Regions from separate parts of the Homo sapiens genome. Here all the other regions are linked to region 2. A link is a loop called in an ENCODE intact Hi-C map of the cell type or tissue named here. Cell type or tissue: dorsolateral prefrontal cortex. All regions are shown on one strand. Links, peaks and the distances in the headings refer to the core of each region. The heading gives the core; the rest is flanking DNA. Region 1 overlaps ASTN2 (astrotactin 2). Region 2 overlaps ASTN2 (astrotactin 2). Region 3 overlaps ASTN2 (astrotactin 2).

Region 1 (10,215 bases), core at 1,487-9,486, 160 kb after region 2:
CATTCCAGAGGGCATTGCTATTCTTGGCCTCATGACCCAGCACCTCCTTTGCTCCTCTGCTTTACTCCCCATGCTGAAGAGAAACAAGAGATATAAGAACAGATCTGGGAGATCACTGTAGCCCCTTTGAACAAATGGACCCAGGTGTGGAGAGGAAGAAAAGCCTTATCAAGGGATCTCTCCTGGGACCAGGCCTCCAGAGATGCAGTCATGCCTCTCAGTCATGGTATGACCAGGGGCTCTGACCTTGCCACCAATGACTGCCCAATATATCAGACAGGAAAATGGACACAATCTACATCATCTATTTAAATCTTCATAATTCTCATCAAAATTCCATAATGCATTAGTGGTCCCATTTCACAGAGGATGCTATGACTCTGAGATGAAGAGCTTGCCTAATTAGTAATAACAGCAACAACAACATATAACATAGTATAGCACTTACTGAGAGCCAGGCACCATCTGAAGTGCACATTCTTGTGAAGCCAGGATTCACTCCAAGGTTATCTGACTTTGGAGCCCAATTTCTGCAAAGGTAAGAGGCTGCAGAGAATGGAAAAAGGGCTTTGGCAAAATCTTGACGTGGGTTTAAATACATGTTCCCACATCTCAGGCTGCATCATTCTGCAAATTCCTAAACCTCACTGAGCTTCAGCTTCTTTATTTGACAAATGAGGGTGATGATAACTGCCTCATAGAATTGCTGATTAAATAGTACAAGACATATCTAGTCCCTGGCAAATATAAAACACTCTAACAACATAACGATTTGTTTTTTTAATTTAATGACCTTGTGCAAAGAACATAGTTGGGAGACACTGGGCCATTAGCACCATGTGGACAGAGCCTGGATCTGTCCTGTTTCTTGCTCTGTCCTTGGTGGTAGTGCGTGTCTGGCACTTTGAGAATATCAGCAAGTATTAGCTGAAGACCCCCTGGTGGACTGGTTGATTAAATGAATGAACGAGGGAAATGAATGGATGCAATCAAATTAGTTACTTGCAGCATCTTCTTAGTTTCTGTCCAGGCTTTGTCAGAACAGAAACCACCACCTTTTAGTTTTGCCTCCAGAGTTCTGGCCACAGATAAGCATGCATATGCACAAAGCAAGGAGGAAGAATTCACTTTCGGGGGCATCCTACTGTCCCTTGGTGCTCAGGCTCTATCTTCTCAGAGAAACTGGCCTCTTTATCAAATGAGCCTGGCCTTGATCTCCATTTGATTAAGACATTCATCCCCATCATTATTAGGCAATGCAAAAATCTCCTTTATCGTCTTCCAAAGACACCTCTTCTCCAACCTATAGAGAATATAATTTTATCAGAGGTTGTTCTGAAGGAATTTAATTTGACAGACTATTCTAGCCACTTTTGGGCATAATATTTAGAAATGAGAACAGTTTTGCCTCCTTGGAGATGTGTTTTTCCTTTTATGACCTCTTCTCTTAGTGAGCTCCCAATTCCTGTGCTGATAGTCTGCCTGAGGCTTCAGGCTTTTTAGAAGACTCTCTTCTCCATCCCTCTTATGACTACCTAGTGTAGACAATCTTACACTATCATCTTCCCTGGCAAGAATTAGTACTGATGCCTTTCACTGTCCTGGCCTCCAGGTTTGCCTCTCTCTGATTCATCATTCACAATGCTACCAGTGTGAACTTTCTAAAGCCAGATTCTATCATGTTATTCTCCTGCTAATAGCAGCTAAAAGATTAGAAACTCCCCATCACTCACAGAAATATAACTTGAGTATCATAGCAAGGGCTTTAGATAGGTTGAAATTCATTTATTCAGGTACATATTCATTTAGTGTTTATTGAGTTCCTGCCATGTGCTCAGTGCTGTTATAATCACCAGGTAGACAACATGAATAGAATGAAATTCCTGTCCTCATGAAGCTTATGTTTTTTTCAAAGAAGAGGACAAAGCACAAATAGATAAATTTATATTATATTAAATTACCATATTTATAATAAGTATCATGAGACAAAAATGAAGTAGGGTAATGGGATAGAGAATGACAGGTGGTTCTATTTTTTTAAAGGGTGTCGCACAAAGCATTACCTAAAAAAAAAAAATAGCATTTGTTTGAAGTTATGAATGGTATAAGGAAGTGAACAAGCCACAGAGGTATCTGAGTAGAGGGCTCCAGGCAGAGGGACAGAGCTGAGGATTGACCTTCCATCTCTGTTGCTTTCCATTTGTGACCTTGAGCAAGTAACTTCATCTCTGTGGTTCTCAGCTTCTCCTCTGCAAAGCGAGGATGCTGTCATAGTGCTGACTCCTCAGCTTCACTCATAGAACCATTTGCGCTCCCACTCCTTCTTGTTCTTGATTCAGCCTCACCTGTGGCCACGCCCTCCCTGCTTCAGCCCTTCTGAACTACTTGCAGCCTTGTTCCACCTGCTCTTCCCTTCTTCTGGGTGACTCAGGGTTTTCCTGTCTTATCCTCACCCACTTCATCAGATCACTCCAACTCAACCTTCAGATATTAGCAGAGATATTACTTCCTCCTAGAAGCCCTTGGGGACCTTTCACCCCAGGCTAGAGTACACACTCCCATATGCTTCTCTCAGTCTGTGTTTCCCCATTTGAAGCACTGTCCACAGGAATGACAGTATCTGTGTTTCTCATGAGACCTTGGACTTTATGAGACCAATGGAGCCAGTGTTTTGGCAAATATTAGGTTGGTGCAAAAGTAATTGCTGTTTTTTGCCATTAAAGTCATGGCAAAAGCCATGATTACTTTTGTACCAACCTAATAGTAGGTGCTTCATTGGTGTTTATGGAATTAATGAATTAATAAATGAATGGTTTTGGTAGAAGGCAAGATCAAATAATGGTTAGAAAAATATTTTTCTAAAACTATCCATTAATAAATTAACAGATAATTGGAAATAGGTTTTAGGGATTAACTGATAAAAATTATCCTGCCCAAGGGAAATGATGAGAAATTTACCAAAGAAAATCATTCCTTACATGTATAAACTACTTTATAGGTTATCAGTCCTTCTGTCTTCATTATCTTATTTGATCTTCAACACTAACTTGTGAAGTAGGAGGGCAGGGGCCTCAATGGGCAAAGAAATGTGTCTAACAGGATCAAAGAGGTTGAAAAGAATTGGACCAGCACTCAAACCCAGTCTTCTGATGCCTAGCACATTCATTGCTGGTTCTGCCAGTTCCTATGTCTGCATCACTAAAGACTATGGGTGTGGGTGTGTGGGTGTGTGTGTTGAAATGAAATGAAATTCATAAGAAGCCTTCTGATTCCACCTGGATTAAGAAGTCCCTGCGGGGGCAGTGGGCAATGGAAAAGCCCCAGGCTTAGAGAATATGTCTGCCACATCAGGTGAAGCTGATACATGTGCTTCCAAACAGCAGAACTAGCACTCAGAGTGGGCGGTTAGTGAGTTTCTAAAGAAAGGGAGAGAGGAGATGAGTAGGCGGTGACATTTTCTGGGGAGAATGCCACTTAGAAGGCCCTTGAGACTGAGGTCTCAACAGATTGGGACAAAGAAGGCAACAGGATAAGGGCATAGGTGTTACCCTGGGACCCCAGAGACCTGAATTCTGGCTCCAACTCTGTTGACTTCCAGTAATACGGCTTGAATAAGTGCCCTCTTAAATCTGGATTTCAGCCTCTCCATCTTTAAAGTTAAAAAAAAAAAAGACAATGTCAGTGGTTTTCATGTCATGCTCCTTGGGACCTGAGGGATCTGTGGGGGTGCCTCAAGACCAGGGGGAAGGTGGTGGGTGAAGAGAGGAACCACATGCATGGCCTTCGATCGTCATGCTTAGAGGAACTTTCCTTTTATAAATTTTATATGTTGGCCTTTGAGTGTAAAATTTCATTTGAACAAAGGGTTCTGCTACAAAATAAAGTTTGAAAACCTCTGGGCAAAATGATCTTAAATGGTTTTCCAGTTTGCACAATCTGTGAAAGGAGAATCAGAGTGAAAATAAAGCCTTCACTTTTAAGTACTCAATTGAGGAAGGAAAGAGGACAGGTTGCAGGGAGGAAGATGTGAGATTAAACAGAAAGGACAGAGAGATGCTGCCAGCATTCACCGTGACTTTGAGATTTAAGACTGGGGAGAACAGATTTCCCGTGGATCCTTTTCTTTTCCTTCTTTTCCATTAGGGTTTATTGCCTTGTTTTTCTTTCTTCTTCTCTCCAAGTAGCTACTTGAAGAACTTCATACGACTTCAGCAGTTATGGGTTATCAAGCCACAGCTATGTTCTTTCCTTCCCTTGCAAATGTGACTTACAGGAGTTGCTCAGGAGAACAGGTGTTTTAAATACTCACTGAAAAATTTATTAGAAAGCAAGACTTGTCACATGCCAAAGGTAGAAGCGAGCACAAAGAGCCACTGGCTCAATCATCCCATTGTACATATGTGGAAATTGAGGCCTGGAGAGTGAAGAGACTTGCCCCGAACCTCATCATCAGCAGTGAGGCAGCCCGATAGTCCATCCAGCCTTGATGAAGTCTGAGAAACACAACACTGGGTGTTGCACAAAGGGCATGAGAGTTTCTGACCTTGTATTTAAAAGTAGATGATTGGCACCATCTCCTACATGTCCTTTACCTTTTCCAGATGGGGTGTTTGGGGTTTGCACTATATGCCACCCTTCTGCTTTTTGATCAAACACATGATAGCACAAACTGTGCAGAAACTACAGACTTTGCTTCTGTCTCTAGAAAGGTGCCACTGACATAGACCTGTCTTGTCATTGTCCAACAGTATTGCGGTTCCAGCCTAGTCACTGAGCACACATTTGGAAAGTTACCATGGTTTCCATTCCCTTAAGGATTGACCTAACTCCATGGCCTCACTTGTAAGTCTCTCTAGGATCCAAACAATGCAATTCTGCCACTCCCAGCCTTATATTGTATGCACTAGACATTGTGAACTTTGCGTAGCATGGAAGATACTTCATGATGTTTTCACTGGAAGGTCTTTCCTCATTCTATTTCCTCTAACTGGAGCTGTCACTCCTCTTTTTATTCGATTCCACTTAAGCAAGTAGCTACTGTTGACTCAACTCACATTTCAGCTTCTCCAAGAATCCACTATGGCCTTTGTCCTTGCTATTTGAATTTCATAAGCATCCTAAGTGTGTACTCACCATTCGAAGCTTCCTTCCACCATAACACTTCACTTGATGTAGACAAGGTACCCTTCCTCCTGTCTATAGCTCTACAGGATGGGAAATGTTTTGAGATCAGAGACTATATCTCATTCTTCTGCCAGAGGCTGGGGCGTTGACTGACACATGACAGTGTTCGGTAAATAGACTTTCACACCATAGTGTCTGTGAATACACCTGATTACCTCTGGGCCTCATTTTCATTGTCTGTTGGAGGCTAAGAATAAAAAGATCACTGTGCAGGGGTCGCTGAGAGGTACTAATGAGACACAGCGTGTTAAAGGGCTTCATGAGCCATGCTTCATACCAATAAAGGGATTGTCACTACTAACAGGCACATATATGAGTCATGTCTTGCAAGCACCTGCTGCACCCCAGTGCCATGTGCCAGGTGCCCAGCACCTCTAGGAAAAGGAGCTGACACAGCCTTCTCCCTCTCCTCCATCTTCAGAAATGAAGCATTTTGTTTCTTTCCAGAAGGGAAGCAGAGCCAGATCTCAGGATGAACCTCTTAGAGGTGTGGGCTGTGGGCCTGTCACCACATTGCAGCCTCCACTGTGAGGAAGGAGCTGCTGGTGCTGGATGACAGTTTTTGTTTTTGTTTTTGTTTTTAATTTTATTCTCAATACAGCAGAAACTAAGTTTTATTCGAGGACTGTATTTGGGACAAATCATCCCATACTCAAGACTCTTGCTCCTGTGAAGTGGGTGTTGCTGCCCTCTTATTACAAATGAAGGAACTGCAGATGAGAGAGGCTACTCAGTGGGGACACACCACTCCCAGAATCAGAATCCATGTCTGAGCTGTCTCCCATTCCTGGGGACTTCATCAATGATGGGGCTGCTTTAGACAGGTTTCTGTTCTACTGCCAGGAGGGCAGCCTGGGTGACAAATGGTATTGGCAGCAGATAGCCTCAAAAGACCCTAAGTTAAGGAGGCAAGCCGCTAATCCTGGCTTCTTTTGTCTTTATCTTTACAAGTTTCTTATTAGACATTCTTTCCTCACACTTTCAATTAATATTCTTTCCTGAGTCCCTCTTACTTTTCTCTCTTGTTCTGTTATGATTTTTCTTTTTCCATTCTTCTCTACAAAATTCTGGATAGACTCCACTTAGCTGCCTGCCGTGATCTCCCTCCTCAGTGCTTTTGGCTCCTTGCCTGCCTCCAGAATCTTTTTTCAACTGGTAAATTGAAACTAGTTGCTTTTCTGTTCAAAATCCCTCACAAGATAGAATCCATGGACCTTCAACTATTCCAGATGTTGCTTCTGGGTCAGGTCTGAATAATCACCCCAGGGCTGGTATCCACCATCCCTCCATTCTAGGAGCTCATAGTTTTGCAGATACACCCTGTCCTTTGGTGATTACTGGTTCACCTGCTTGCCCATTTCACCCCCTAACCTCCAGACTAGAAGGACTTTGAAATAAGGGCACACTTTATTTACCTCTTGTTTCCTATTTTCTGGCACAGCACCTTGTACCCCCTAGATGCTCAGTAAATATTTAGTGAATTAAGTGAAGAAATGCATCAGACACCCCATACTCTCCTTTAACCTCTGTCCTCTTCCCCAGAATTTAGGGATGGGAAATCCGAGTTCCACTGTCTTTTTGGGAGAGATGCCAGCAGGAAGTTATTGAATGGACAATTTTACAGCATTTTACAAATTACAAGTCATTTTATACACATTAACTGTTTGATTCTCACAGCCACCTATGAGCTCTGCAGTGGAGATTTTCATTCCATTGTACAGAGAGGACACTGAGACTCAGCGGAGTTGCATGGCTTCTCCTCGTCCACACAACTAGTTTGCCATGGTGCCAGGATTTGCACTGTGCATAATTTCTGTTGCTCTAGGCCTTGGTTTCTCCCCTAATGAAAACACTATGTCTTAATTACAACAAATGAGGGAAGGAAAAGCTAGAGTAATTATTGGTGACACATTGAGCAAGTGTGAATCTCTTGCAAGAATTGAATTGCTTCTTTCTGTACCTTCAAGGACTTTTTCATTACTCCTAATTCCTCACATTTGTGTATCAATTTAGAGGTTTGCAAGGCTTTTTTTTGTTTGTTTTCAATTCCAGATTCCTTTTGCCTCTTAGTTCAGTGAAATGGGGAGAACAAGGCTTTAGAAAACATGTTATTTTGTCTTGTCTGTGCCATGCACTATGCCACGCATCAGGGACATAGTTGTAAGCAAGTAGACGTGGTCTTTGTCATCATGAAGCTTGGAGTTGAATGGGGGAAGTGGACTAGTAAATACTCATGCAATATTCATTAAAATACATGAAACACAGGATTCTATGTAGCCCAGAGACCTAGGCAAAGAGTGGCTGGAGAAGGTTTCCAGAAGGCAGCAGAGACCTAAAGAATAGGACCTAAAGAGCAGAGACCTAAAGAATGGGAAGGAATTAGCTAGGCAAAGAGTAGTGGGAAAGAATGTACTAGGCAAGGAGATGGTGAGCAGATACCAGGGGGCAGAAGTAAGACTGTTTCGGGATTATGGTGAGTAGTACAAATGAGGAAATTAAAAAACTATAGAGGGAAAGAGACATGATTGAATCACCCAGTGCATTCAGGGTGTGCCTGAAACCTGAAACTGAGACCTTCTGCCTCCTGGCCCTGCACCCAGCCTCCGTGCCTGCAATGTGGGTCTCCACCTTTCAGGAAGCAGAAGGATGTCATTAGAGGAAGAGTCTGGGTGCCTGGATCCAAACACACAATTGAGGACTAGATGGAGTAGGCTCTGTCTGCTGAGACTCCAGCAGCCCTGAGCCCTGTCCCTGTGCCGCTTTGCAAACTGGGCCTCCCGCCACTTGAAGATTAGTCACAGATGCTGCAAATGCATCCACAATATTGTGTCAAAAAAGACGTGTGGCAGCATTTGGATAGCAGGCTTATTAGCCTGTTATTATCCATTCACCCAAATATTCCGACTAATCAGCCTTCAGATGGGCAGGATTAATTGGTTACAATCGTAGCACTGGGCACATCTAATTGAAATGGATGCATTCGTCTTTCAGAACAGACAGCTTATCCATTGCCATTACACAGAGAGCATGCCCTGGCCTGTGGATTTTGCTGTCAGGGTCATTACCGTGGAGGCCACGGAGGATGAATCGAGCTCTTTTTTTTAGTTTTGTTCAATGCTTTAGCCACCTTCTACTTGTATCATGATATGTCTGCTGCATATTCATCTTCTCTACGGGACTGTGAGCTACTTGAGGGCAGGTCTGTATTCATTGACATTAGATCTGCCTACATATAACTGAAAAAAGTCAAAATAATCGTGCATTAAACAAAATGAAATTTATTTTTCTCTCACGTTGATGATAGGAGAGCTTGGAATGGTATAGCAGCTTCACAGTGTCTTCAAGGACCTAAGCCAGCCATCTTTCCTTCCTCCCTCCCTCTCTCCTTCCCTCTATCCCTCCTTCCCTCCTTCCCTCTCTCCCTCCCTCCCTCCTTCCCTCCCTCACTCCCTCCTTCCCTCCCTTTCTCCTTCCTTTCTCCTTCTCTCCTTCCTTCTGTCCTTCCATCCATCCATCTCTCACTCCCTTCCCTACTTCCTTCCTCCATCCCTCCCTCTCTTCCCTCCCTCCCTCTCCTCCCTCCCTCCCTCCCTCCCTCCCTCCCTCCCTTCCTTCCTTCCTTCCCCACTGTCCTACCTTCCTTCCTTCCTTCCCCACTGTTCTAAGATAAGACCATGTGGATCATCCTTAGACTCACATGGTCTAAGATAATTGTAGGAAAATCAGTTATCATGTTCACTACTCAAACAACAGGAAGGGAGAGAAAAATAAATCGATAATAAGGCACACCTCCCAGATGAGGCAGTTGCCTTTAAGGAGCTTTTCTCCTAGTATGTATATGTACATCTCAGTGGCCAGAATATAGCCACCTGACTGAGATGTAGTTGTTAGTTACAGGTGTACTGTATTAGACTGTTCTCACACTGCTATAACAAAGTACCCAAAACAGGGTAATTTATTTAAAAAGGGAATTTTAATTGACTCACAATTCTGCATGACTGGGGAGGCATCAGCAAACTTGCAATCATGGCCAAAGTGGAAGAGGCACGTCTTACATGGTGGCAGGTGAGAGAGAGCATGAGTGTGTGAAGGAGGAACTGTCAGATGCTTATAAAACCATCATATCTCATGAGAACTCACTCACTATCATGAGAACAGCTCATGATAGTGAGTGGGGGACACTGCCCCCATGATTCACATCCTACCAGGTCTCTCCCTAGACATGTGGGGATTAGGGGGATTACAATTCAAGATATGATTTGGTGGGGACACAAAAACTAACCATATCATGGTTAGGTACTAAGCATGGGCTGGTACTAAGGAAGAAAGGGAAATGCATATTGGGTAGCCACCTTGAAGTATCTGACAGTGTCTGGGTCTGAATGTGCTTTATTATCCTTCCCAAGGCCTGCCCTGTACATCATGGGGAGGGGTGGCGGGGTTAAGAATTTTAGTTGGAAATAAGGATCAGATAAACCTGCTATTAATGCCTGCTCTGCTATTTTCTAGCTGCCTAGCTTGGGCAACCTTCATTTAATTCTTCGAGCCAAGTGACGTTATGATGGTAGTAGTCACACTGACCTTGTAGGATAGTTATGAGGATTAAGTGAGTGAATTCCAATAAAACACTTAGCAGGGCTTCCGGTACATAGTGAGGCATCAGTAATTAATAACTTCCAGGATTATTAATGGTTGTCATTATCACTGAAGGAATTGTAAACATGAATATTATATCCTATTTTAAACGATTCTGTACTTGCAGTGAGAAGACCTATGCTTGAGACCAGCTTAATTGCTGGGTGGCCTCAGGCAAGTTGGTTAACCTGTTTGATACTCAGTTTCCCTTCTGTAAAATAAGTCTAATTCAGTCTGTTCTCAGTTATGAGAATTAAATAATTACTTTCTGAGACACAACAAAGTACTATACAATTATTAGACAGTGTTTTGTAGTGAGAAAACCACAGCGAGAGTTAGACAACATAGTATCACTCCTCAGCTCTGCCACTTCTTAGCTATGCAACTTTGTCCATA
Region 2 (10,215 bases), core at 986-8,985:
GAAATCCTCCCGCCCCCCAAACGGCCATTCAAGTGAAGGGATGAGACGGTCCTTGGGTATGGCCTGACTTGGCAGTGAGGACCACAGAGCATTTCAAGTCTTCGAGGATATGGAGGACCTGCTCCAACCATCTGTATAGGTGCCCCGGGATTCCTGGAACTGACAATCTTTGCCATTTTTAACTTTGGCTTTCAAACAGGATGGGTGCCTGTGAGCCTGGGACAAGCTGAGTGAGGACCTGAGCGAGGAATTAGAAGTCTTGATTCCCCCAGGACCCATGTGTTGCTTGAGAGTCTCCTGGCAACAACCTGCACATGGAGACTTCCCCCTCCTCTGATGCACGGTCCCTGAGCCTGGCAGCTTGGGACCCTCTGCCCCTTGGAGAGCACGGGGCTGGCCTCCTTGGCAGCGCTGAGCCTTTTGGATGCATGCGGGGGATTGGGTTCTTGCCTCCTCCTTTTCCCCCTAGCGCCCTGGGCTGGCAGCTTTAGGCGCTCTCAACGGGGATTTGGCTAGCGAGGTAGTCACCAGATGGCTGGGTATAGCAGGAGCTGTGTAGGGAGACGTGGGATTTTTATTTGTGTTGGTCTTCCACTGTTTGTGTGTAAACACAGAGTGCACAATGAGTTCTGGGAGGACCTAGCTGGCCGGAAATGAGAGTTGGTGCCCGCTGGGGGTTGGGGGGGGGAGGGGTGAGGTGGGGGTGGTGGTAGGGGTGGGGTTGGGGCTGATACTATGAGACATTTATGGCCATCTCTTTCTAGTGTCCCAAGGCAGCCCCATCCCATCCCCAGACTTTTAAACATCCTGCCTAACGTTTGTCTCTGGCGAGTTGGGCAGCTTTCACTATCAGCTTATCAGTTCAGGGGATACGGACATGGCCAGTGCCACAGCTGAGCATGCAAAGTTGGTAAATGCCAAACTCTGCCAATAGTGGGGAGTGTGGAGCTACCACTAGGGGGTGATGGTGTCCACCAAAGCCCTCTGGTCACTTTGGGTCCTGGGACCAGAATTAGTGGTGGTAAACCATCCCTGGTATTAAAGGGGGACAAACAAAAAGAAGAATTCTTAGTTTATTCAAACTCCAGTGGGGGACCTCAAGGTAATTTTGCATGCACTATCTCCCATCTGCGTGCACCAAGGTCACCTTCATATTTAACCCTGGCTCCCTCCATTCTGCCTCTTTTGTTTCTGTTATTGGTAATGCCCAGACTGGAAGCAAGTCTTTTTTTTTTTTTTTTTTTTTTTTGCAGATCCTTTCCTTTTTGTATTTCTAGTCTCCCTATCAAATTTCAGCCTGCCTTAAGTAAATGGAAGTTTCCTTCAGTTGTGAACTATCTCCAAAGTTTGTTTGCCTGGGATTCTTCTTTAGAATCTGATTATAAGTCAATGACATTGACAAAGTGAATCTCCCTGAAAGTGATCAAAGAATAGCAAATAGTTATTGAATCCTTAATGTGATGCTAAGAGCTTTCTTCCTGCCTTGTATTATTAATTTACATAACATATATGGAGTGGGCTCTACTGTTACTCCCATTTGCCAGATGAGGAAGTATTTTTAGAGAGGTCAAACGCGTAATCCAAAGTCATGCCAGGAATCAATGGCAGACCTGGAACTGGAATCCTGGTCTGCCAGACACCTACATTCTTGTAGGTTGCTAAACTGGTATTCTGAACCAAATATGAAGTTTATGCAGGTTATGGTGCTGAATAGAGAGGGATAACAATCATCAAGATTGTTAGACAAGAGCTTTTCTCCAAAGGAACTTCAGCTACCTTGGTGAGCTGACCTATGTAAGTTTGAAACTGAAATATGAGTTAAATGACATCCAATGACCCTTCCAGCTCAAAGTTTCATGACTCTTGGATGTCAAAGGGCATTTTATTTATTGGTGCCAATGAGTGATGGAGATGATACATTCTGTAGCATCAGGGAAGGAAGGCATCTCTGTAGAATTGGAGAAGACTGGGGGCACTTTCTGGACCAGAAAGAACCTGAACTAGGCCTTGGAGGATTTAATAGGCAAAATGAGGAAAAGTGGAATGCTAAAATGCAGCTTAGAAATTTAACGCTGGTTAGGATCTGGAAATCTCAGCTTTGGCTCACTGTGACCTTGAATAAGTCATTTATCCCCCAGAGCTTCAATTCTTTCTGCTGCAATATGAGTGGGTAGATGAGCTCTAAAATAATCCTTTCGTGTAAAGATTCTATGAACTTGAAGTGCCCTGACCTACTCCATGACTCTGATAGCTCCTCTTGCTTTGTACTGTCTGTTTTCCTTTACTGGTAACATGAGGGTGGTGGGAAGGACTGATAGAAAAGAAAGAATTTGAGCAGGAACAACTGCCAGCCCAGGGCTTCTAAGGTGAACCTGTATGTCATTCAGTCCTCACTTACCTCCAGGCAGCCCCCGGGGTCTGCTTGTGGATTTAGCTTTCATGCCCACAGGTAGGGAAATGTCATCCTTCTTGCTGTGCTTGATAGTGGTCAGGCAAGACTGTTTACTACCTGCTTTGATTCAGCAAAAGCAGGAAAAAGCAATAAAATTGAATAAGCACTCATTGTCAACATTTTTTAGTAATTTGCTTTGCCATATCAACCTGACAGGAGAGGCGTGTGATCTGTATTTGGGGGAGGGAGTGTGAAGAAAGAAAAGCTATTCATTAGTCTGTGTTAAGTACACCTGCATGCGTAGAGCTGGCGGGGTCCCAAAGGACCATCCCAAAGGCTGCTTTATGCAAGAAGCTGATGGCCTGGAAGAAGGAGGAAGATACGGTTTGAAATGCCAACTTGTTCAGGTCAGCAAATGTTCCTTGAAGGAGTGAGGTGCCAGGAACCTGGCCAGAAGAATGGTTGGGAGAAGGGAGTTTAGCCACAGAGGGCTGGAGAAGCTTCCTTTAAATGTCAACAATGAGCTGAGTGTGGTGGCTACTTGGGAGGCTGAAGCAGGAGGATCACTTATGCCCAGGAGTTTGAGGCTTCAGTGAGCTGTGCCCATACCACAGCACTCCAGCCTGTGTGGCAGGGGGAGACCCTGTCCCTAAAGAAAAGTCTACACAAATTAAGAGTATGTTTTCTGTTGGAGAAGGGGAGGGTGTCTGATTCTAACGAATGTCTTGAAAGATCTGAGAGGATAGAGCTGAGCCCTACAGGAGGCTGTGTCCCCTGGAGCTGTCCAACAACCCAGTATGCTGACCCCTAACGGTAATACAATCCACCTTGTAGGTATTCAAGCACAGACTGGACCTCCGTTTGGCAGACATTCGAAGAATGGACCCACTTCCTTGCAGACCGTTGTATACCCTTATTGCTTTCTGGTTTGGTTCTAAAGGTGGACAATGAGTGCTTACTCAATTTTGCTTTTACCTCCTTTTGCTGAATCAAAGCAGATGGTAATTTTTTTGGAGGGAGGAAAAAATCCTTATAAATAGTCATGAGCTGTGTCTTCTCTAGGGGTTTCTGACCACAGAATGTTCATTAGCATCAATTCCACTTTTTTTTCTTATGTGTGAGAGAAAGATTCTGGGATGGAGAAGCAAGAAAATTTGATTTCTTGAGAGAAAGATAGGATTAAAACAATGTATGTTATTTCTTCATTTGGTCACCAAGTCCTTTACTGCTAATTGAGATATTTGGTTAGCAGTCAAACTTCAAGTTCCCATCTTGGTGTGATGGTCTAGGTTTCTGGGACATTATAAACAAGGGTCTTGGGGGAGGTGGTGTTTAGTGGCCTCTGATCTAATTCTTCTACTCTTTTCCACTCACTTCCCTCACTCCATACCCTACCCCACTTCTTTCCATCTCAAAGCCGATGAAATTTATTTAATGCTCAGGGCAGAGTGAAATACGTTGTCTTCCTTCAGAAAGTACTATGTTATTGAGACAGTGTAGGGCAGAGAGAGGGGAGAGCTCATTTCAACCATTAGCAAGGCTTAGATTTGGTCAAGGTGGACCAGATTTGCTGTTTCTTGGGGGGTCAGTGATACCAACCTAGGCAGATCTGCAAGCTTTGGCATGACCCATGGCTTGATCATTTTCCTGAACTGGGACCTCAGTCTGCAAAATTACTCTGTGATTTTAATTTGTAGCAGGTGCAGCAGGAGGATTGACTAGGCCTTTGGCTGGCAAGGCCTCCTGCTTCTCACCTCCTTGCTTTGTTATACACTAAGCCTTGTTTGCCATAGGCCATTGTGAATATGTGTGATGTGGGGAGAGGAGGATAGACTGACAGCGACCTCTTGAATGAAGTCTGGAAAACTGTCACCACAACCGTCGACTTTGATGGGCTCCCAGCATCACAGACTCACAAGGCATTGAATTCAACCCCTCTATTTTATATGGTAACACTGAGGCCTAGATAAGGGAAGAAACCTACCCTACAGTCCAAATTTAAGCCCAATTGTCTTGAAGCCCACACTGCCTCTTTCTATCACATTGCTGGGCCTCTCACAGAAGGCATTGGGTTTAAACATATCACAGATTCTACAAGTTAGTTCAGCATCATAAAGGGGGACACTCTTTCCTCTCCCCCTGCCAAAAAAAAAAAATCTACAAGGAAAAATCTCCTTAGGGAAATTGAATTGGTTTTCCTGCCTGAGTATCCAACTGATTGGCTCCAATCTATCCTAAGCACCTGGGCTGATGGGTTTTGTTCTGGGGCAGAAGGAAGCCTCACTGCCTCTCACCCTAGCTGCCTTTGGGGGTGGGTGGAGGAAATCTGCTCTTTTCAGGAAAGGAAAAAAAGAGTCGGGTTTAACCTTGGGGTGGAGCAGCATTAGAGGAGGCTTCCTTTCCAGAGCTGATACTCTCCCACGTTCTCATACTGACCAGCTAGTGGCAACAAAAGATTAACTATAGTGAGAGAGAGAGAGCTGGTTTTTCTTTCCTTGCAATGGAGCAGACAGCCTCTCTGCCCCCAGAAAGAGGCAGGCAGCAATGCTCAATGAGAGTTGTTCTATTTTCTAGCACTTGTTCTCTCCTTTCACTGGCTTTTCTCTACTGACTATAGCTCTTTTGGACAATAGCCCCCCAAAAGAACTCCCTTTTGAATGGAAAAGGAGTGGGTGATGACTACACAATGCAAGATTCAAAACTGAAATATGTGTAGCTTTCTTACTAGCATACTGGAATATGTAAGCATCCAAGTCTGTGAGTTGAAATTTGACAAGCATGTTGTAGGTTACAAACTATGAAGGGAAACTACTTCTTCATCCCCAGCACTGCAGTCACTGTCAAGGTCAGGCCTCAACACTTCTCTCTACTACAATTACAACAGTCAACGCACTGATCTGTCTACCTCTAGTCTTATCCCCTCTAATCCATCCTCCGTACTTGCAGACAAAGTGATTTTATTAAAAGCCCAAATCTGATAATGGCCATCCTCTTGTAAAGCACTTCACTGCTTCCCCATTGTTCTGAAGGTGTTGAATTTCCCTCTCCCTATTGTAGTAGTACAAGGTCCCTGATCACACTCTGCCAGATTGTCCTTTACTAAGAACCCTTCCTTCTTATTTGGCACCTCTACCTCACCATCCCCTGGGGAAATTCCTTCTTGCTTTTCAAGACCGAATTCAGGTGTCAACTTATTTTTGAAGCCTTTTCTGACCCCTCTGCACCAGAGTTGAACACTCTGAGCCTTGGTGCCCACTATCAATAAAGACTGCTATAATCATAGCCAGGCCCTTTGAATCACTGAGCACCAGTGATGTGAGAGTCACTGTTCTATGTGCCTAGGATACATCAGAGAACAAAAGACAAAGATCTCTGCATTCAGAGAGCTTTTATCCCTCTGTGTTGTGTGTGTGTGTGTGTGTGTGTGTGTGTGTGTGTGTGTGTGTTAGGGGACAATGACAACAGACATAATAAGTAAATAAGTTATGTAGTATGTGAGAAGATGAAAAATTCTATGGAAAAGGGAAAAAACTAAGGGAAAAGAGAATCGAGAGTTCTGAGATAAGGAGACGGGTTTTAATATTAAATAGGATAGAATGAGAAGAGCTTATTGAGAATGTGAGATTGGAACAAAGGCTAAAAGAAGGGGAAGGAGTTAGCCAAGCAGCATCTAGGAAAAGCACATTCCAGGCGGAGAACAGCTCCTAGCTAGATAATCCTAGCTGATTATCTAGCTTAGGAGCACACCTGGACCTTTCAAGGGACAGCATGAAGGTCGGTGTGGCTGGAATGCAGTGAACAAGTGGTGGTGGAGGAGGGGGGTGGCAGGACAAGACGTCAGAGAAGAAAAGAACAGTCATGTAGGGCTGTACAGACTACTGTCAGGATTTGGGCTTTGACTCTGAGTGAAATCAAGAGCTCTGTAGAATTTTAAGCAAAACAGTGCCAAGGTCTGACTTATGTTTCAAAAGAATTCCCTACGCTGCTCTGTACAGGACCAACGATGGGTGCAGGAAAGCCTGAAGGAGTCTCTACTGATGAAAAGTAATGGTGGCTTGGAGCAGAGTGAGACCAGAATTTACGCTGTGTGTTTCCTCATGTGTCTCACGCTGTTTGCCTATGTACCCTGTGAGCAGCTAATGTACCTCCTTCATCTCTGGGGCTGTGGTGACTCACCCTTTACTTGGCACATTGTAGGTGTACAGGAGATCTTAGAGAACTAGAACTCTGTGTTTGCTAAGTGTCATCCCAGAATCCACAGTAGACAAAACTTGAGATGGGCTGAATTTGCACTACCCTGTTAAGAGTGAGCCTAAACACTATCCATCCCACAGAGCCTTCCCTCTTCTAAGCACCCATAGCCATTGCTGCTACCTTCTCCTGTCTCCTGATTATTTTGGGGTGATTGCAGGATGGCTAATGAGAACAATGTGATTAGAGGAAAGATCATTGTGTTTGGAGAAGACTCTGTCTTGAGCAGCTTGGAAACCAGGTAAATGATTAGAAACTTTGCATTGTAGCAAACGAAGAGACAATACAAGTTTCAGGGAAATGATACACCATGGTTCCAGGATTATCAAATATCAGAAATGGAAAAATTTAGGACATTATCTAACTGAAACACTTCTATATAAAGATGGGGAAATCAAGGTCACCAAGCCTGTGGTAAAGCAGATGCCAGATCCCAGATCTACTGACCCCTATGTGTTTTCCTTCCATCTTAGGGAAGGGCAGCTGGGAAACTGGGGACAGGAGGAGTTGGAATTCCAGAGTTGTAATGTAACTGGACTTTATCATCCTACATAGGATAGGCTATGAAAACCGTGACCATTTTATGTAACATGTACTATGTCCCAGGTGCCATGATGGTACATTTGTTATCTATTCTTTCTACAGTGCTGAAGGACAGATGTAGCTCATCCCATGTTATAGGGTGAGTTCTGAGGCTCAGAGGAGTGAAGGAACCTACCCAAGATCACACAGCTATTATACAGCTAAGCTCAGTCCAAATCCAGGTCTGCCTGGTTCCATAGTCTATGTTCTGTCTGCCTTGCATGCTGCATAGAACAAGAGATGCTCTCAACTTTTCATCTCTAGACTTTTTTACTTCTTATGTCATCCTCTTCTCATGACCAAGAAGCTGCAGGCGTTTCTTATATAGGAACTTCAGGTGTGACAGCCTCACAGGCCCAAGGGACTGAGCACCTTGTTCTGTGCTGCCAGGAGCTGACTTAGCAGCTCCCCAGGCCCCTTTGCTTGCTCCTTGCTGCTTTGCCAAGACAGCATCTAGGCCTTGTCTCATACTCTCCAGATGCCTCTTGTTACTCCTGGACCCACTTGACAAGCAAACTCCTATGTTTCTGTGCCTTCTTGGTTTCCTCTCTCCTTCCCTCCCTCTATTCTTTCCACCTTCCCTCCTTTCTTCCCCATCCCCTTTCCTTCTTTTTTTTCCCCCTTTTCTTCCTTCCTCCCAACTCTTAGAGAGTTGTCACCTCATGCTCTGCCAAGTGTTTACTAGGGGATCAGTGATCTTGTCCTCTGAGAAATTTGTATAAGCTCTATGTCCTTTTTTGGGAAATGATCAGGGTGTCTGGAGTCTGAGATGTAGCCGCTATCTGGCTAGGTGAACTTGCTTCTCACTCCTGCTCAACCTTGTCAAATTTTTCCACTCAGTACTCCTTAGCATCATTGTGCAGTTTTCGTGTTTCCTCCTTGAATGTGGGATCTATATTATACATACATACACACACATACGTAATATATTATAATGCTATATAAATCCAAATATATAGTGTATCCTTCTAGATTATTAGAATGAGGTAAAATGATGCCTTTGAGATCCAACCCAACTCCTTCATCTATGTAGCGAAGACAAATACATTTTCCAAGGTCCTGCAGCTAATCCACAGCACAACCAAGTCTCTAGCTCAGGTCCTCTGATGGTGGCAGTGTGCTAGAGTGAGACTTTTGCTAGGTCTGAGGACCAAAAGCCCTGGGATCAAATCCCAGATGTGCTAATTCCTAGCTTTAGATTTATGTATGCCACTTCTCTGAGCCTCTGCTTACCCATCAATAACATGAAGAAAACATAATAGTCACTTAATTTTGGAGAGCCCTCCATAACCACATTTTAGTCAGCACTGGGCACTGTGCTAACTTTTTACTTACACTAAGCTGTGTGATCCTTATGGAGATAGTGTGTGCAAAGCACCTAGCGCAGCATCTGGCACACAGCTTGGGCTCTGTGCCTCTTCGCCACCTGGAATCCTTTTTTTGGAAGGAGGTGGAGGTATGAATCAATAATGAATGTAAATTTCCTTTCCCCTCCCCCTCTTTCCACTCCCTCATGCTCCTCTTATGCCTCCTCTCTCCACCTCCCCTCCTCCCCAGCAAGGCAAAAAAGGATGAAATTGACCATTGATGTCTGCTCATTCTCTTGGAGCTGGGGGAAGCTGGGGGAAGCAGGGAATTCCGGGGTTGTTTGAGGACAGTTGGGACAGAAGAGCTCTTAGAGACTGAGTCTAAGGCAGGTGGGTGTTGTGGGAGCAGGCGGGGCAGAATCCTCTCCCTTCTGGTGGTGGCTGGCTGACAAAGCCTTGCTCTCATGCACCCAGGGAAGTCACGAGTGGCTTTGCAAGCAGCCGAAAAGGGAAGGAACATTTCCATTAGCAGAATCAGCAGTAAAGAGATTTCCAGTCACAGTAATAGCTGCATTTGGGGGAATCATTTCAGTGGTGGCTGAGGGCGGAGGAGGGAAGGGGGTGGGGCATCGGGGGAAGGCACAGGAAGACGTCTGGTCTACTTGCACAGAGCTGGGAGATAGCACCAAATTAGAGCCAGGTGCCAGACAGGGTGACTATTCAGGAGCAGGACTGGTCCTTTGACAAACATTCTGGATTCCCTATTGTCCTCCAAATGGACAGAGCTCCATTCTAGAGGGTCCCCATGGGAGGCTGCACACTTATTCAATGCTTCCTTTCCTCTGATTATCTGAATTACTCTTTTCAAGACTTTTACAGCCAGCAGCAACTTGTTTGGCTCCCAGGATTTGTAGGTGGAAGAGTTCCCAGATTATTTAACCCAGGCTTTCCTCAAGTTAGCTGATCATCAGAATCACGGTAGACCTCAGGCTCTCAAGGCCAGACCTGCTGAGGCTCCTGGGGAGAGGCCTGGGAATCTGAACTTCAGCAAGTGTATTGACACCCTGGCCTTTACCTAGAAAACCTCTGTGAAGTGAAGCCCTGTTAGAAGCTCTTCAGCCTCATCCTCCAATGTTCCTTTCCTCCCTCGAGGCTCTAGCCTCATTAATTACTTGCAAATGTCTGAGGGTAACATGCTTATTCTCTTCTCTCTGTTTAGATTGTTTTTGTATTCCTCGTTCACCTGGCCAGCTCCTAGACTTAGCTCTAGCATCTGCTCTAAGGGGTGTCATCTCTAAGGAGCCTTCTCTTTCTCCTCTTGGGCTTAGGTTTTCTTTTCCTGGAGACCTATATACCCTCCATCACACCACCACCACCACCCCACCCCACTCCATGTAGGGTTGCTCTGTTTAGCAAATAAAAATACATGATGCCAACTTAAATTTAAATTTCAGATAAATAATGAATACTTGTTTAGTATAAGTATGTTCCATGCAGTATTTTGGACATACTTATACTAAAAATGTCTCGCTGACTATCTGAAATTCAAAGTGAACTGAGCGTCCTTTATTTTATTCAGAAGCCCGTAGGAAACCTGTGTTTCTCTCCTTCTTGTCTGGGATCACACTATTGATGTGTGATTTGCCCCCTAAACCTGCTCTACCCACATCTTCCCATCTCAGG
Region 3 (10,215 bases), core at 1,455-9,454, 250 kb after region 2:
TCTAAGCCTTGCCCCTTGCTGCCCAGATGACCTTCAGGAAGATATTTCACCTTCTTGAGCCTCCATTTGCTCTTCTGTAAGGCAGATGTAACAATACCTACTGTGCAGAGACTGAAGAAAAGTACTGACTGTAATGAACTAAAATCATACAAGGCATGTTGTAAGTGTTCGTCAAAAGACTCATACACTCTACGTCAGTGTAAATGCAAATGGCGGGAGAGGGATGGAATAGGCAGGGCAGCATCAGGGAGGTGTGTTGAGAGGCCATGACCTCCCCAAACAAATATTGCCACCATGTGAGCTGTAGGAGTTACAAAGCTCAGTGGTTGTCAGTGTGGGCTCTGAAGTCAGACTGTATGTTCAAATACTTCATCTACCCTACACCAGCCATATCTTCTTGGGGGAAGTGTGGTAGCCTTCTAGAGCTGCAGGTTTTTCAACTGTAAAATGGCCATAATAAGAAGTTATTTATCTCATCAGGTTATTGGGAGAAGTGAAAGATGATCCATCCATGCACTTAGTACAGTGCCCACATGGAGAGGGCATTCATTCAACTTGGCTATCACCATTTGTCCTCCTGAACACCTGCTGAGAATCAGATGCCCAGTGAGGGATGGGTAGGCTCCCAGCAAAGTTCACAGCAGCAGGGGTCAGGCATGTGCCAGGAAAATTTCACCAAAGCCTGACATCCCATGGAGAAGTCAGAGATCCCTATCTTTATGCCCTGAGGAACCTTCGCTGCTTCAGCTCAGGCCCATGTTTCATAAGGATGCTTCATTCACAACCTCAAATCTACCCATGAATAACACACTTCAGAGCCTGCTGGCTACCTGGAGGGGATTGGGGGGCAGGGGTTTAAGGAGACCAGGAGGCTGTTTTGATTTAATAGCTATTGATCTTTCCCCAAACTTCATACAACATTAGGCTAGGATTCTGCTCTCCTTTATTTATGCCAGAGTGGAAGCTTCCTCCAGGCTTCTGTTCACTTTTCATTTACACCCAATGACAGTCTCACCAGGTGATACCCTGGAGTATGAATCCATAAAAACAATCAGCTATACAGGGCCAAAGGGTTCTTCAGCCAGTTGGAAGTCACAGAAAGAGTGCTGAACTTAGGGGCAGATTTCTGCCTGCATTCTCATCCTGACCTTGTCTCAATGTTGTTCTCAATTTCTGGGACTCAGTTTCCCCATATGAAAATCATGATTTTGAAGGTTTCACATACCTCTAAAAGTGGATGCTTCTAAAACTGATATTAAAACCCAGTGGATGTAATGTTTTAATTGAAAATATATTTCAAGACAGATCTTTATGCATGAAACCAATTGTTTATCAATCAAAAAATCACTGAACTCAAAAAGATCAGTGCTTTGAAACTGATGGTGAAAATGATGATTAATCCATTTATTCATTCATTTATCAGACATATAGTGAGTTCCTGCTATATGCCAGGCACTATGCTGGTCGCTGGAGAGTCATAAGTTATACAAATATGGCCTTTGCCTGTGTGGAAGTCATTTTCAATTGGTAGCAATCACACATCATTGCACCTATGAAAAGTGTTACAAGAGTGGAAGTCTACAATAAAATGGGAATATATAGCAAAAGTACTTAACCCGTTGGGGGAAAAAAGACTTATTAATGGTCAATCCAAGTGTGAACTAAAGGGAAAAATGCATTATTTAGACTCATAAATTGTATATATCGATTGTCTCATGGTAGGGAGAATGGTTCCTGAGTTGGGAGATGTAGACTCAAGTCAAATTCTGCCACTTCCATGCTAAGTAATTTTTATCTGGATTGGTTGTGATGATTTATTTAAAAGCCCTGGCTAGAGTGAAAAAAAGTTGTATAAATGTAATAAAATAGTAAGTATTACAAAAATAGTATGAGAAAGTTGTAACCCAGTATGCTGTCCAGGAATGGCCCATGTGATGCAGTCACAAAGCATCTTTACTCTTATTTCCTATCACCCTTTATACTTGTTGAGTAGTATTATGGCATTAGTTTTTCCTCTGCCCCTGGATGAAAACTTGGCAGTCCTGTGACTTTTCTGATCAGCATTAGGTAATACAAAGTCCAGCATTTACTGAATGTACAAAATACAGTCTCAATTCAGAGATGTTCAATGCCATATATTTGCCAACCTTTCAGTCTCCACTCAAAGGTGGGCCTCCCTTCTGCTCCCCTAACTGGAGTTGTAGCTGTCTTGGGAGCTGAGGAAGGCAGGTGAAACTTGCTTGCTTTCTCTTTGTCACTTACCTCCTCCCCTACTTTTTAGCTACTGTTTGTAACCCCTCTGGGGCTTCCGTGTAGATGGAGCCTGGCAGAGAAAGGTATGAGGAGCAGGAAAGGTTGACTGGCATTTTCATAACCTGACTTCAACTTCAGTGATCCCGGTAGACATTAAAGATCTTTGTCTGGGAGCATTTTCCTGGTCTCCTTAGAAACCAGTCCCTGTTCCTACCCATCTCTCTTCTGAGGTTTCTTTAATGTGTTTGGATGCATGCATGTTCCCATGTGTTCATTCACTCATTCTATGAATCCAATAATTTCTCTGGCTTCTCTCTAATGAGATCTGTTCACCCCTCCAGGCATCCTTATTCCACGGAATTTAGGATGATTTTGATAACTAACCAACATATGCATAGGCCTTACAATGTAATGAATGATTTACCTATATTTACTCATTTAATCCTCACAACACCCTTTGTACAACAGTACAATTATTATCTGAATTTTACAGATTTTACAGATACAGAAACCGAGGCTAGGAAAGCTTAAAGAACTTGCCCAAGATCTCACAGCTGGTATGTGGAGGAGCCAGGATTGGAGCTCATACAGTCTGGCTTAGAGTCCTTGTTTTTAGTAGCTCTTCTGTATTTTAACCACATGCTTGTTTTCTCTGGTTTGTCATCCTACCTGGGCCTTGGAGAATGCTCTGGGCATATAAGCGAATGCCTACACAGATACTTCTGCTTTGCTCTCACCAGAGCAGCTGGCCAGCCCATCTCATTCCATACATTTCCCTGGTGTAAACCTGGACACCAGATCACTGGCCAGGGACCACAAGTGAAGCTCCATGAGTAGTCCTGAGAGAACCCTTCTCTCTACACTTGCCAAGAGAGCAGGCACTCACCTCCAGGAAGGAGGAGGTGAGGCTCACAATAATGCTGTTTCCCAAAAAATCCTCTATAAATCATCTCTTCAAAAGTTACCTGTTCTTCCCCTGATAGGATAGAAAAGTTTAATAGTTTACTAACTGGTTCTTATCTATCTGCTTTTCTCATGATCTATTGGGTGATCTACCTCCAACTCATTTTGATTTCTGATATGTGTCACTTCAAGGTCTGAGCTGAAATTTCCATTTTTCACCCAGCTACAAAGTTAAATTATGCACTCTCTTTGAGTCTCTGTTTCTTTATCTATAAAGTGGTGATATAAACTGTCCTATATGTCATACATGGCTATTATAGAAATCAACTAATATAGTAACTCTGGAATTGCTAAGATAAATCTAAAGATTCTAAAAAAAAAGAAAAAGAAAAATGTGTGAAAATTGTTTGGACAGTTGTAACTGTTACCTGTGCCCTTTTCTCTCTCTGTAGATTTTCTTGCTTTGTTTCCCCTTGCCAGAATTTTGCTCTTCCATCTCCCCATATATGAATCTTACATAGTCTTTAAGAGTCTTTAGAGAAGCCTCCTCTTCAGCCTGCACAGGGGTTCATGCCTGTAATCCCAGTATTTTGAGAGGCCAAGGTGGGCAGATCACTTGAAGTCAGGAATTCAAGACCAGCCTGGCCAACATGGCAAAACCCCGTCTCTATTTAAAAAACAGAAATTAGCTGTGCATGGTGGCACACAACTGTAATCCCAGTTACTAGGGAGGCTGAGGCAGGAGAATTGCTTGAACCCAGGAAGCATAGGTTGCAGTGAGCCGAGATTGCACCACTGCACTCTAGCCTGGGTGACAGAGTGAGACCCTGTCTTGCAAAAAAGAAAAAAGAAAAAAAACGCCTTTTCTTTCATAAAGCTGCTCCAGTTCTCCTCAATGGAAGCGCTTTCTCTCACTTTTAACCCCCAGCCCTTTGTTGTATCTGTTGTGTGGTTTTAATTCTGTTTACTTTCACAAGAGTTATTTTTGTGTTCCTTTCCCAAGAAAAACAACATGGTAAGAGAATGCTAATCATCATTACCACTACCACTGTCCCCACCACCACCATCATCATCATCCTGGTAGCTACATATATTTTGTGTCAGATGCTTTAACATGTTATCTCAGAGACTTGAGATATTCTGGCAGTCTATATTATTAAACCAATTACATAGATAAGATCCCTTGAGAATTGCAGTGGTTAAAAGATCTGCCAAAATTTCACAGCTCAGAAAATGTCATCACTACTTTTGATTTCAAGTTGAGGGACCATTTGTGTGTGTGTATGTGTGCGTGTGTGTGTGTGTGTACTTTATAATTTCCATTATCATTAGTACCAACATGAAATCACCATCTCTTCCCATTATGATCTTCATCATCCCACTGTGTCTCTCACAAAACCTTGTCCTTTCTTCAGAGTCAAGACAGTACCTAGTTAGTGCAAGTTCAGTTCTTTGTATCATTCTTTGTGTTACATATACAGGATATTTATAAGCTGGGGTTTGCACACCTTGCATTTCACTTATTAAGAAATCTTACTGAGTGCCTACTACATTCTAGTCAGTGTTTTAGGTATGGGCAATATAAAAGTTAATGAAATAGAAAGTCATTATATTCATTTAGCATACATTTGGAAACTCAAGGGAGGAAAAATAATAAAAATAAATATATAATATGTTTAATGAAGAATAAAGCAGAACAAGTTGATAGGACATGAGCATACAAAGAAGCATTCCATTTCTTAAAACTTGTTATAGGCATCATAGTCACCCTCTAGTGGCCTTTTTAGGGAGATGGGTCCTGTGTTATTGTGATTACCCTCCAGTGGCCTTTTTAGGGAGATTGGTCCTGTGTTATTGTGATTTATATGGATGGGAAAAGTGACAATGAGGAACTACCTTGCTCCAGGTCACATAATACTATACCACTTCTGTGTCACCACAGATGCCTCCCTTTGACTGGACCCCTGCCCCCTAGGAACTTAGATCCTGTGTGATTTTCATGGTGTTGTAGAAACTTGAAACATTTTATAGGTATGTTATTTAATAGCTTGGATTACCATTCGGCAAATATTCACTCCCCATTGGCCACTGTGGGCAGGGTACACTTTCCCATCCTATTGATGTTGAGCTTGGCCATCTGGCTTACTTTGACCATTAAGATGTAAGTAGGTAGGACACAAACGAAGGCCTTAAATGCATTTTCATAGTGGAGTATCCTTCTTGTGACTTTCATATCTTTGTGGGAATATGTCCCACATAGTCCATTGGCTTAAAGAAGATGTGAGACATGAAGTAAACCTGAACTCAATCTGCAGCTTGGAGCAAAACTGAGCCTAGCCAGACTAATCTGACCTCCACTTTACCCACAAACACATTGATGAATACAATCTTGTTTGGAGTGGTTCTTAATAGCAATAACTAGCTAATTGCCATAACTAGCTAAGAGTAGAATCGAGGATTAAATCTCAGCTTGCAAATTCTGGTTTTTCAAGTTGTCCAACTTCCTTAACGTCTTAGACTTTTAGTTTCTTTATCTGTCAAATGGTAATAAAAAACAAATCTCATGAAGTTGTCTTGATGGGGAAATCAGATCATCTATATCAAGCACCTGATATACAGTAGATGCACAAAATTTAGCTGTGCATGGTGGCACACAACTCAATAATGAATTGATGCTCAATAAATATTTTTTCAATACCCAAAAATCTTTAGCACACTTCCTGGTTGCTTTCTAGAAATATCTAATCAAGCTCAGCTCCCCACACATGGGCTCTGGCCAGGTTTTCTGAGCTGTTCTGGCCAATTTCTTGCTGACTTCATCAACCTTCATCCGCCTTCCTCAGTAGACTCCAACACTTTTTCTTTTTCGCTTGAGAAATTAGAATAAGCATGCAGCACTAGTTGGATAGTCTATGCTGGCATTTGAGCTTCCAATGTTTTTATAATTATTCTGCATTATCTTAATTACAATGGTGCAAAGAAGGGGGGATTTTAAAAAAACTGTTCAGAAAAATGCTCCATGAAAAATAACCCACAGTTAGCAGACGACAGGCCTGCGATAGTGGTCATAATTGGAAATGGCACTATTAATACAATACTTATTCATTCTATATAATAAAAAAGTGGAAGCACTTTTTGCAATTACCCAATTTCAAATGAAATTAACATTCCACGGCATTTCCCATAAATGGTTCGTTTGCATACACCAGTGGAGACAATTAGCTTGGAAGTGAATGAGGACTGTGACTGGAGAGAGGATGAGGTAGGGAGGGCCAGGTACATCCAAGAGGACAAGGATGCAGAAAGGGATGGAGACTTTGCTGAAGGTGGGCAAGCAGTGAAGATCAGAGTGAGTGCAATGTCTGTTGTCCCAGAAAAGCAGTGAGACCACAAGGATTTGACTTACCTGGTAGGTCAAAGCCACAGAGAGATTCATGATAAGCAAATTTAATAGGACAGTGTAAATATTTGCATAAATTTTGTTTACCAAAGTTTCAAGTTCAGTCTTCCACAAGCCCCCCTGCACATTTCACCAGTGTTCTTCCTGGCTATCTGCCTGAATCTTCTAGTCTTGACAAAATCCCAGAGTCTAGGACGTGGCCTCACCCAATGCCCTTCTGCCATGCACTCACTGATACTGATAGGGAAATGTGGAAATTTATTCATGCCATGACATTTTAAAATTTTCTGTGGTGAAAGTTTTGATTTAGTTCTGTAGACAAGTTGATCATAGTAAGGAACATATCAATGACAAGTCATCCGTCTGTAATTGCAAAGGGGAACATCCAACCAACTTCTGGATATATCGGGATATAGTTAACTCTCAAATCATACTTATATAGCATTCCAAATGGGAAAATTAGAATGCAGTCTTGACTTCTTCCTGTCTCCTCCAATTCATATCTAAGTCCTTTCATTCTTGCCCATTCTAACCCCTAAACATATCTTTTCTAAATGCATGTCCTGTTTTCTATTTCCTTTGATACTGCTATAGTCAAAATCTGTATCTTTGTATCTGGACTTGCACAGTTTATTTGAATAAATGCATAGTCACTAGCAGTGGAACTGGGTTAGTACCCTGACTACACGTATAATTACTATTGAGACTTTGAGCACAACTTTAATTATAGGCTTAATTTTTTCTATTTTTTTATTTTGTATAAGTATTTACCTTACACTGTTGTATTAAATTGGGAAATTCAGGTAAAATGCCTAGCACAGTTACTGGCACTGTGCTAAATGCCAATACATGCCATGTGGCTTAATAAATTGCAGCTCTTTTCATCATTATTATCATGATGCATTCTTTTCCCTAAGATCCTTGTTCCATAGTTATAGTTACACTGATCTTTCTTAAGTATATCTCTGACAGTGTCACTCTTCTGATGAAAGTCTTCTTATATATGTTATACAGACTAAACTTCAAATGTGTAGCTTGGCATTTAAGCCTCATCACGATGGGGTCATTCGCTCCTTCTCATCTATAGCACCAACCCTATAGGAAAACTGAACTCTAGTCATACTAAATAACTCATCAGTTTCTGAACTGAAAATGAGTTTGTACTTCTGCATCTTTATGTATGCCACCTAAGAAAACCTTTCATTCTTCTTTGATATACCATACTCAACATCCAAGTGTTGCTTCAGTCCCTGTTTTGCAGATGAAGGCTAAAGTCACCCAGACAGATAGATCTGACTTGGCTTTCTGGATATGGAAGTCCATATTCTCCCCCTTTTCATTTTTATTTCAGTGCCTGAGTCATATAAGTTAATTGAAGAATTCATTTTGATGTCCAGCCCAACTCAGTCCAGCTTTAATTTAACTTCATCTTGGTATAATTCCTTGCATGAGGCTCTTTTGAGGACTGACTCTGAAATGCCACCTGGATGATTGGCTTCCACCAGGCTTCCTGCTAACTTGGATCCATGTGTCTTTTTTCCTTCCAGTCTCTAATTGCTAGAGATGTGCATGTCTCCTTTCTGCTTCCCTCCTCTGTGTTCAAATACAGCTTAGGGGATAGATGTTCTGGCCATGAAAAGAGACAGGTGGGAGGCTGTGGGCTTCCCTCCTGTCTATGTCTTCCTTTCTTGGGCATCATTAACTTATTACAAACCAGTGGAAACTTGCCAATTTGCTGCACAGCTGATGACTTGCTATTGTATCTCAGCTTTCTTCTGCGGAGAGCTAGATAACGAATCAGATCAATTGTTTTTGAGCCCAGAGGCATGGACAAGAGGGTGTATGTCTGTATGTCTGTGTGTATGTGCTGGAGGAGTGAATAAATGGAGTTGGGAGTGGCACCTTCCTAACCTCATACATGTTGAGGCAAGGTGAATTTCTTCAGGCTTCTGCTAAGGAGAAGACATTTCAAATTAAGATTTTCATCTTCCTCTACAACTACTAAACCACAGTTACTGCAAAACAGAATAAAAATAACCTCAAGTTTTAAATTCACAGGATAATGGACTTGAAGCATTGTCAGTGGTCTGACCTGCCTTTTAGTTCACGTTTATCAAATGCTTTAATCTCTTCTGGGTTTTTTGTTTTCATTTTTGCAAAGTGATGTCACTGCCGGCTTGCACCCAGTTAACACCTCTTCATGGTCTTCTTTCCTTAGTTAGGAATCTCTAGATGTAGATTCATAAAATAATAGTTGTTACCTTAGTCCATTGGTTCACAACCTGAATGGACATCTGGCAGTATCTAGAGACACTCTTCATTGTCACAGCTTGGGGAGAGGGCTGCTAGAGTCTAATGGATAGAGGCCAGGAATACTGCTAAACACCTTACAATGCATCAGACAGTTTCCACAGCAAAGAATTAGCCAGCTTCAAATGTCAATAGTGCCAAAGTTGAGAAACCCTGTGTTAGTCAAGAGCCTTAATCTCTCTCAGGATCAGTTTTCCCATCTGTTAAAGAGAGTTATAAATAGTGTTTGTTTTGCAGCATCATAGAGAATGTCATGAAATTATAACTTCAAAACCCTTTAGCAGATGTCTGGCCCAGTGTAAGCACTCAAAAGATACTAGTTCTTGTAATTATAACATACATAATGCATGCATCGTGGAGCCTGGGGTGCAGCTATAGCAATACACATGTTAAACATTAATATTAGAAGTGGTGCTAGTACTATAGCCCTTCATTTAATTGAAGGCAGCTAACTTCTACTCCCTTAGAGTCTTGTAGTTCCTCATGATACCATTACAATCTTCCATGTCAGACTAGCTTCTCATATCTGGACCTACTCTGCTCTGTTAATAATATGCTTAATGTAACACTCATCTGTCAACACACTCCTAGGTATGGTCTGAGCAATGAAGAGTAAAGCTGTGCTCTTCTTGGTTCTAGACTTTAGTGGTCACCTTACTGTTAACTCATATTGATCTCTCTGATGCCCAGATAATTGAATGAAAAGTTAGGAGAGAAGGAAAAATGTCCAGTTGAATGTGTTTATAAAATCTACATTATTGGTGTGGACTGCAAAAAAGTCTGCTTGGAAACCTACCTCTAATTCAGGTCCAATGTCTGGAGCTTTAAATCCATAGGTGACAGATAAAGGATAAGGAAGAGGAGGAGGATACTCAGAGAAGAGAGATAGCACTTGATAGTCTGTAACCCTTATCAGAACAGTGCCTGGAGTGTGAGCTTCCTTCTGAGGTTATCAGAGTCTCCTGTGTTGCACAGAGAGGGGCTTGGTTTTGAGGTTCTATCACAGCCTCTCTGTCTCTGTCTCTGTCTCTCTCTCTCTGTCTCTTTCTTTTTATCACATTTCTCTACCTCATTGTGCACATTAGCAATATAAGAGCATTCTTCAAGACCCGTCCACCCGTACATGCAGGCTCCCTGTGCAAATGGCTCCCTAGGATGGATCTCTATTATTTCACCAAAAAACATCAGAGAAGGAATTTGTTCTGCTCTGCTGAAGACATGATTTCCTGTCCTCTCTACTGCCTTAGCTCAGTTTTTTGGCTGCTGTTTGGGAAGGGGATAGAGAAGAAAGGAGTTATCTATAATATTTAGCTGAGCCAGTTTTAACCAGGGCCAAAACAAGGAAAAGA

The links. Peaks named below come from ENCODE experiments on the same cell type or tissue, not always from the same donor. Only the 100,000 strongest peaks of a DNase experiment are listed, where the experiment ranks them.
Region 1: a loop joins it to region 2, with 6 times the contacts of the local background. A loop is called at or near these places in 20 of 110 quality-filtered maps.
Region 3: a loop joins it to region 2, with 2.4 times the contacts of the local background. A loop is called at or near these places in 13 of 110 quality-filtered maps.

Annotation. Positions count from the first base shown.
Region 1 is chr9:117,243,150-117,253,364 of GRCh38, reverse strand. All of the region lies in intron 2 of ASTN2 (astrotactin 2), which reads left to right. Among named protein-coding and RNA genes, the nearest start is that of SNORA70C, 67 kb to the right of the region's middle. In dorsolateral prefrontal cortex, for the core only: a CTCF peak has its summit at 5,850; DNase peaks (open chromatin) are centred at 3,310 and 5,874.
Region 2 is chr9:117,402,481-117,412,695 of GRCh38, reverse strand. All of the region lies in intron 1 of ASTN2 (astrotactin 2), which reads left to right. Among named protein-coding and RNA genes, the nearest start is that of ASTN2, 7.5 kb to the left of the region's middle. In dorsolateral prefrontal cortex, for the core only: a CTCF peak has its summit at 4,850; a DNase peak (open chromatin) is centred at 8,975; H3K4me3 peaks cover 1,109 bases; H3K27ac peaks cover 6,052 bases.
Region 3 is chr9:117,155,187-117,165,401 of GRCh38, reverse strand. All of the region lies in intron 3 of ASTN2 (astrotactin 2), which reads left to right. Among named protein-coding and RNA genes, the nearest start is that of SNORA70C, 21 kb to the left of the region's middle. In dorsolateral prefrontal cortex, for the core only: a CTCF peak has its summit at 4,936 (motif pointing left); no DNase peak of the experiment used is centred there.